3 separate regions of the Homo sapiens genome follow, and all the other regions are linked to region 1. The links are chromatin loops, found by intact Hi-C in ENCODE. Cell type or tissue: mammary epithelial cell. All regions are shown on one strand.

Region 1 (2,500 bases):
TGTGATTTTATGTGGAGAGCTTGATTGGGACACACTGGGTTCAAATCCTGACCCTGCCCTTCACAACCACGTGACCTCGGCAGGTCACTAACCTTTGTGTACCTCCTGATCCTCATGTGTAACACAGGGACAATGACTGTGCCTTGTCACAGCCTCGTTGTATGGATTTGATGAAACGATGCTCCCGAGGTGTTTAGAACTGTGCATGGCACAGTCGCACAGACTAAACAGCAGCTTTTAAAAACACATGCATCGTGGAGCTCCATTCTCTCCCCATCCCCACCTTGTATCTATGTTGGTCCAGATAATAGGAACAGGAGGGAACAAATAGGTTCTGGGTGATTTGCCTGAAGTCAGATGAGCCAATAAGAAGCAGAGCTAGGATTTAAACCCTGGGCTTTCTGGCCCCCAAGTGTCACCCCCTCTGTCTCAGGCAGTAGGCTGCGCAGACTCAGACCCCGCCCGGCCTTCACCCTTCCCTGCCCGCTCTGCCCCTGGAGCAGAGGGCACACACTCCTGCTATCCCGAGAGCCAGGTATCTGCCTCACCGGCCTTCTTAGTCCTCCGGCAGACCCTGCCCTGCCGCGGCAGGCCGCCCCCTCCTGCCCTGTGCCCTGCCACCGCCTGCCGTCTCCAGGTTGAGAGGCTCGCTCTTAAAGGGCCCCTGTGGCCACTTACACGCGAAGAAATCTGGCTGTGGCTGGCGAAGGCCATCCCCCAAAGCATGGATTTTCTGTGACTTGAGACAACATTTCGCTCGGCCTGATAAAGTGTTTCCCCAGGGGCAAACGGACCAGCCTCTCCAGCTGCAAAGCCGGGTCTAGAGGGAAAAGAGAAGGAGAAAAAGCAGAAGAGAAGAGAGACAGCAACAGAGAGAAAAAGGCAGAAGGGCCAGTAGCTCGGGAGAGGGGCCGTCCGCTACCAAGTTGCAGTTCCGCATTAGGCCACGCGATGTCGCCACAGCCAGAGCAGAACCACAGCCGCAGCATCCTCAGAGGCGCCCCACGTGCGGCCCCACAGCCCAGCCTGCTCGGGCTTAGGGCAGTCCCGCACCAGAGGGCTAAGGGGCTGCTATAGAGGAAGTGAGGTCTCTGCTCAGAACGAGGTTGGCAGGACACACTGGGTTACGGGAGAAGCCTTCGTTAAGAAAGGGTCGATTCAACACAATCTGACAAAAAAGCTGGAAGGATTGGCAACTGGAATTCCGGAACTAGGGCTTGAAACTAGCGGGCCTTTGGAAAAATCATTCTATTGCAGAGGCGCACGCACGAGTGCACGTGTGTGTGTACATGGGGGCGGTAGTTATGGTTGTTTTATTGTGTAGGAGTTGTCTTATTTTGGAGAACTGCAGGGATGTAGACATTTCCCCATGCCCCTAACTGGCTATAGCAGCACTTTATCCTCTGGCCAAGCCTCTGTCTGAGAACCATGTCTGCTGAGCCTTCTACCTCCAGCGCTGACCTCAAACCCCTTCCAGGTCAGCTCCACCCCTCTGAACTGCCTCAGCAACTGCCTCTAAGCTGTCCTTAGAGCAGAGCTCATGGGTGAAAATTAATCTCTCGCCCTCACTGCTCTGACCAGGAGGTTTTTCACTCAGCAGCTCTTTGAAAAAAAAAAAACAAAAAACAAAAAAAAAACAATCAATGGTTGGATGCACTGGAAGGAGATGGACAGTGATTTGTCCATACAGTACTTGCTGTGTAACTGACATTCCTGAAGGGAGTGGCAGCCGTTTCCTGTGCAGGCATGAGCAGGCCAGGGCCTCGGCCACCCCCACCTTGCTCCAAGAACCACGAAGAGGGCACGCATTCTCTCATTTCCCCTCTCAAATGCTACAGAATGAGAAGGCAGTTTTCTGGAACATTTTCATTTGAACCAAAGTCCATGACAATAAGAACCAAAAACCACTCAGGGGACGACAAAGCTCTCTATGTTGAGATTGGCCTTAATGGTCTGCCTTGTAATGGAACGAATGCCATTTCAACCCTGATTTTCGGGCAAGCATCAGATAACTGTCAAGCAAATACTGAGGTTCCTGGTCTCCCCCAGGAGGTCTTCCCCTCCCTGGAGGGGAAGGTGGTTCTCTCCCGCTCCTGCCCAACTGCAGCCGGATGGAGCAGGAGGGAGAGGCAGGGGTGGAGCCTGGGGGAGGAAGACAGCTGGGAAAGGAAGCTTGGAGAAGACACTAAGGCATCGACATTGCACGATGCCCAAACCAGAGAGGACCCAGAGGGTATTGTCTCAGATGCCCTCATTGAAGACGTAGACCCTGAGGCCCAGAGTGGACAGTGACTGCCCTGAGGCCATACAGCAAGTCTGGGGGAGCAGGGTTGAAATTCAGGCCTCCAGATACCCACACCCTCCTCTCTACCCACTTCTTCTGAAATTACTCAGGGCCAGCATCACTTCTGCACACGAGTCAGCTTTCTCACTCTCCAGACACCAAAGGCAGAGACAGGGAATGAAGAGAGGGGAGGACAGGCCTTGTAAGAGCAGCAAA
Region 2 (2,500 bases), 170 kb after region 1:
TGGTGGCTCACGCCTGTAATTCCAGCACTTTGGGAGGCCGAGGCAGGTGGATCATCTGAGGTCAGGAGGTCGAGACCAGCCTGGCCAACATGGCGAAACCCTATCTCTACTAAAAGCACAAAAATTAGCTGAGTGTGGTGGTGGGCGCCTGTAATCCCAGCTACTCAGGAGGCTGAGGCAGGAAAATCGCTTGAACCTGGGAGGCGGAGGTTGCAGTGAGCCGAGATCACGCCACTGCACTCCAGCCTGGGTGACAAGAGCAAGATTAGGTCTCAAAAAAAAAAAAAAAAAAAAAAAAAAAAGGCAAGCAAGCAAGCTCACTCTGGCTGAAGATATGAAATCTATATTAAAAGTCCTGATTTATGGATCAGGGATGTGCATGAACATGAAATTCTTATACTTTCTATGCAATCAAGTTTTGATTTTCACTAAGAAATTGGAATCCATTTTAGTATAAGCTTTCCTATTTGGCAACTGAGCTTTACTCTTAAGACTCCATTATTCCTATGCTGTTTTGCAATAAACACTATGGACAAAGTAAAAACGCTACATTTTAGGAGTGACTAATTGACTATAATATTTCTCAGATTTTGCTATCTTCTACATTTGTACACTTGTAGGACAGACAGGGTTTATACAGACCAGAAGGCTTATCAGATCTTTATAAAAATATTCCTTTGTCAGTGTCTATTTAACTTAATAAAGTACTCAGAATTCTATCTAACCTAACACTTCCAACAACAGCAGTGTTTGGAATATTGCCAAAATCATGTTTATTACTTATGAAATAGAGTTTTGAAATGTTCATAATCTGGAATAGAAGTAATATTTGTGTCAAATACTCAATTCTAACTCAATTCACCTAAAGGTAGGTAGTTTAAGTTACAGAAAACGCCATGATCCCAAGATGGTCTAATAACTGTATCTAATAACAAAAGATTAAAATAGGTGTGTGTGTGTCTGTGTGTGTGTGTGTGTGTGTGTGTGTCTGTGCATGCGTGCACACGTGTATGTGTTTAGAGGAGGGAGGTTTGATGAATTTAGGCCCTTAAGTCCAATAAAAATTGGAAACGTCATATATGTAACACTGGGAGGCAGTATAACATAGAAGTTAAGGATGTAGGCTTTTAGCTGTTTTTTTCTGGGTTTGAATCCTGGCTCTATCACTTATTAACTCTGTGTATTTAAGAAAAAGTTTAACTTGTTTATATCTTAGTTTCCTCATATACCATATGGATTTAAAGAATACTTCATAATGTAGTATTAAATGAGTTAATGTACATAAATTGTTTAGATCGATGCCAGGCACAGAGAGAGTACTCAGTAAATGTTAGGAAATATCAGCACTACCACTCTGAAATCAGTAAAAGAATCCTTAGTATGCAAGTCAAAGTTCAAATCTACAAATTTACACATAATTTACAGGAAGTTGTGCATACTTTCAGTCTAATGTCTACTCAAGTTTCAAGACCTTCATTATTCCACAAAAAAATTATTGCTTATACATGATAACCTAATCAACAAGTGTTTACTGAATACCTACTAGGCACTGTGTGTACAAACAAGAGGCATAACAACTGCCCCTCAAAACCTTATAATTATTAACAAATTATTTAGACTATGATATAAGACCATATTTAATTGAATGCTGAACTCTGTGGTACAGAATATAAGTCCTGGTATATCCTAATGTTTACTGAAGACTAAGAGGACAGGGACTTCTATGACAGCCGACGCAAGGATGCCTAGCTTACTGCATACATTCCCAAAACTAAGGGCTTACTCTTTATTATGCCAACTGTAGGGCAGATGAAATAATCTAACCCCTCTCCACCTCTGCCCTGCAAAAAAGAAAAAAAAAAAGCTTTAAAATATTTGGCTAATGAAGCTTTTATTCCTAATACCAATAATCATACCTTTTTAGACATATTATATCACTATGGGTATATGTAGCACCATAAGCCATAGAACCACCAGCATAGTTATCTTGGGCTGCCATTCTAAACACAAAAAACAAAAATCTGATTTATTAGGAACCAAAAAACTATATCACTTATGTTGAGTTTACTATTAACATAATTTCTGCCATAAGAAATCACAGAGGGATTCAAGAAAGATGACAAAGTAGGAACCACCAGGAATCTGTCTCCCAACTTAGACAACAACTGCACTGGCAGAATCTGTCTAAAGTAATTATCTTGGAACTCTGTAGTCCACTGAAGGCTTGCAACTTCCAAGAGAAGGACTAAATGATAAAGTGCATTAATTTGGGTCATTTTCAGCTCTTAACACTGTTGCAGCAAGCCATCCTCCACTCCTAGCTCCCTGGCAGGCAGCTGTGCATGTGCTCCTGGAGCAGTTTGTACTCAGCTTGCAGGAGCCCACGTAGGCAAAAAGGACCTTGTCCTCCAGGTATGGAGATCTGTACTCTGATCACTGATTGTTGCCAAAGATCACATGGGTGTAGTCAAAGAGGCTGCCAGCCATTGTTGTTGCACCT
Region 3 (2,500 bases), 130 kb after region 1:
AACTGAGCATATTAAAATAGCAGTAGCAGCAGCAAGAATAAGAACAACAAAAATATACGTAGTACAAATTTTAAAATATTAAAGGGAAATCTTCCTATCTTGATCTTTTCACAGCTTAAATGTCCAAAACGCATTCACATGTATTATCTCACTTGATACTTAATCTTCTGAAGCTGGTAGGGCAGGAATTATTATATTACATCTCCATTTTAGAGGTGAAGATATGTAGGCTTTGCAAGGTTAAATGGTTTGCCCAATGCCAAAAGCTAATTAGTTGTAGAGCAGGGACTAGAATCCAGGTTTCCCGGACTCAGGTTCAGACTGTGAAAAAGACAAATGATATTGGAGATGGTATTCTTATGAGAATATTCAATAGAAAGGTTCTCTTAGATGCAGCCATAGAAGCAGATCTATGCTTTGCAGAATCCTTGAAAAAATCTTTAGTGTGTCACCAGGAGCAAAGATCAGAAATGTGAACTGGGCCAGGCACAACTGGTCACACTCAGCAGTTTCGGAGGCCAAGGCAGGAGGACTGCTTGAAGCGAGGAGCTTGAGACCAGTCTGGGCAAGAAAGCGAGACCCTAACTCTACAAAAAATATAATACAATAGCCAAGTGCAGTGGCATGTGTAGTCCTAGGTACTTGGGAGGCCAACGTGGGAGGACTGCTTGAGCCCAGGAGTTTAAGGCTGAAGTAAGCTATGATCACACCACTCTTGTTCTGGGTGACAGAATGAGACTCTGTCTCTTAAAAAAAAAAAGAAAGGGAAAAAGGAATGTGAACTGATGATAGTGTATACTTGGAGGGTGTCAGTATGCTGAGTTGATCATTTAACTCTTGCAACACTGGACTCAAGCAGTATGGTTATATTTGTCCCAAGGCTCTTAATTACTTCATTGGATGGAACAGACAATTCTGAAAGTTGTATCAAGAATGAGAACATCCTCATAGACTTATGCATCAAACAATGCTCTGAGTAACTTAATAGAAAAACTGATTGCAGAAGTAAACTTCTAATACAGTAAAAAATCCATCTTATCTGGCAAAATGTCAACATGTACTCTCTCTCTTAACTAGCATTTTTCTGCATCTATAGTAAAATGGGATCTGAAGTTCAGGACAACATCCCTGAAACACTGCAGGATTCTGAACTGACTTATGAACCACTCAAGATTAAATTATATTCAGTGGAGCAGACTATCTTGAGTGCTTATTTTTTCATTCTCATCAGATGGGATTATTAACTATGACGTCTATTCTGGCCAAACTGGATAACAATGACCCATCTTTAGAAGTCCAAGTGTGAGGAAGCTGGAAAAGTACCCATTTCCTCCCAGAATTTCGGAAGCTGGAAGAGTACCCATTTCCTCCCAGAATTACAATTTTATTTACACAAATTTAATGAAATGACATGGTTTAATCAGTCACCTTATATCTTCATATGACAAACCAGTCCAAAGAACTCAGTAATGAACGATGTCAAGGGATGTAACCTTTTAAAAAGCCAATGTATTAATTTTCCTAAGACCTTAACACCAGCAGAGGGTGTTACTGAGTCATCTAGGAGAAGTGACAGAAGTCACAATCCTCAATTTAAATTAACCAACCAACAATTATAATCTTCACAACAATCTTACAAATCATTTAATTCCCATTTTATAGATATACAGAGGACGTTAAATAACCTCCTGGCATCATTCACGAGGACCTGAATGGGAGCAAATGGGATGGTGGAAACCAGTTTGGCAATGTACCAGGTAAGGTTCTGAGCTCTACTGGAGGTACTAGGCTATCTGAAGATTCCTCCTTCAAATCTAATAGAAAGTTTTGTTTTTTTTTTATTGTTTGAAAGCCATGACCCATCCTCTCCTAACCAGTTATTCCCAGTAGTTACTATAACTGTTTATTTTTGGTATATGTGACACATATATATGCACTTTAGGCAATAAAGGATGATCAACATTTAAGAATACTTTTGACATTGGTCTTAGCAATGATTGTTTAGATTTGACATCAAATGTACAAGCAAAAGGGGCACAGAAAAACAAGTGGGACTACATCAAACTAAAAAGCTTTTGCACAGCAAGGGAAACAATCAACAAAATGAAAAGCAACCTATAGAATAGGAGAGAATATGTACAAACATATATCTGATAAGAGGTTAATATCCAAAATCTATCAGGAACTTATACAAATAGCAAAAAAAAATCTGATTAAAAAATAAGCAAATGATCTGAATAGACACTTTTTCAAAGAAGACACGAGTGGCCAAAAGGTATATAAAAAGGTGCTCAACATCATTAATCACGAGGGAAATAAATGCAAAGCAAAACCACAATGATATATCATCACCTTACACCTGTTGGGATGACTATCATAAAAAAGGGAAGAGATAAGAAGTACTGGTGAGGATATGGAGAAAGGGAAACCCTTGCGCACTTTGGGTGGGAATGTAAATTGGCATAGTCATTAGGAAACAGTATGGAGGTTCCTCAAAAAA

The links. Peaks named below come from ENCODE experiments on the same cell type or tissue, not always from the same donor. Only the 100,000 strongest peaks of a DNase experiment are listed, where the experiment ranks them.
Region 2: it touches region 1 in a loop (2.6-fold over the local background); 5 of 110 quality-filtered maps call a loop at or near these places.
Region 3: it touches region 1 in a loop (9-fold over the local background); 40 of 110 quality-filtered maps call a loop at or near these places.

Annotation. Positions count from the first base shown.
Region 1 is chr15:69,393,239-69,395,738 of GRCh38, reverse strand. The region is part of intron 6 of PAQR5 (progestin and adipoQ receptor family member 5); the gene reads right to left. Among named protein-coding and RNA genes, the nearest start is that of KIF23, 20 kb to the left of the region's middle. In mammary epithelial cell, a CTCF peak has its summit at 951; no DNase peak of the experiment used is centred here; H3K27ac peaks cover 1,349 bases.
Region 2 is chr15:69,224,536-69,227,035 of GRCh38, reverse strand. The region is part of intron 2 of GLCE (glucuronic acid epimerase); the gene reads right to left. Among named protein-coding and RNA genes, the nearest start is that of GLCE, 65 kb to the right of the region's middle. In mammary epithelial cell, a CTCF peak has its summit at 1,093; no DNase peak of the experiment used is centred here.
Region 3 is chr15:69,264,596-69,267,095 of GRCh38, reverse strand. All of the region lies in intron 4 of GLCE (glucuronic acid epimerase), which reads right to left. Among named protein-coding and RNA genes, the nearest start is that of PAQR5-DT, 33 kb to the left of the region's middle. In mammary epithelial cell, a CTCF peak has its summit at 1,549 (motif pointing right); no DNase peak of the experiment used is centred here.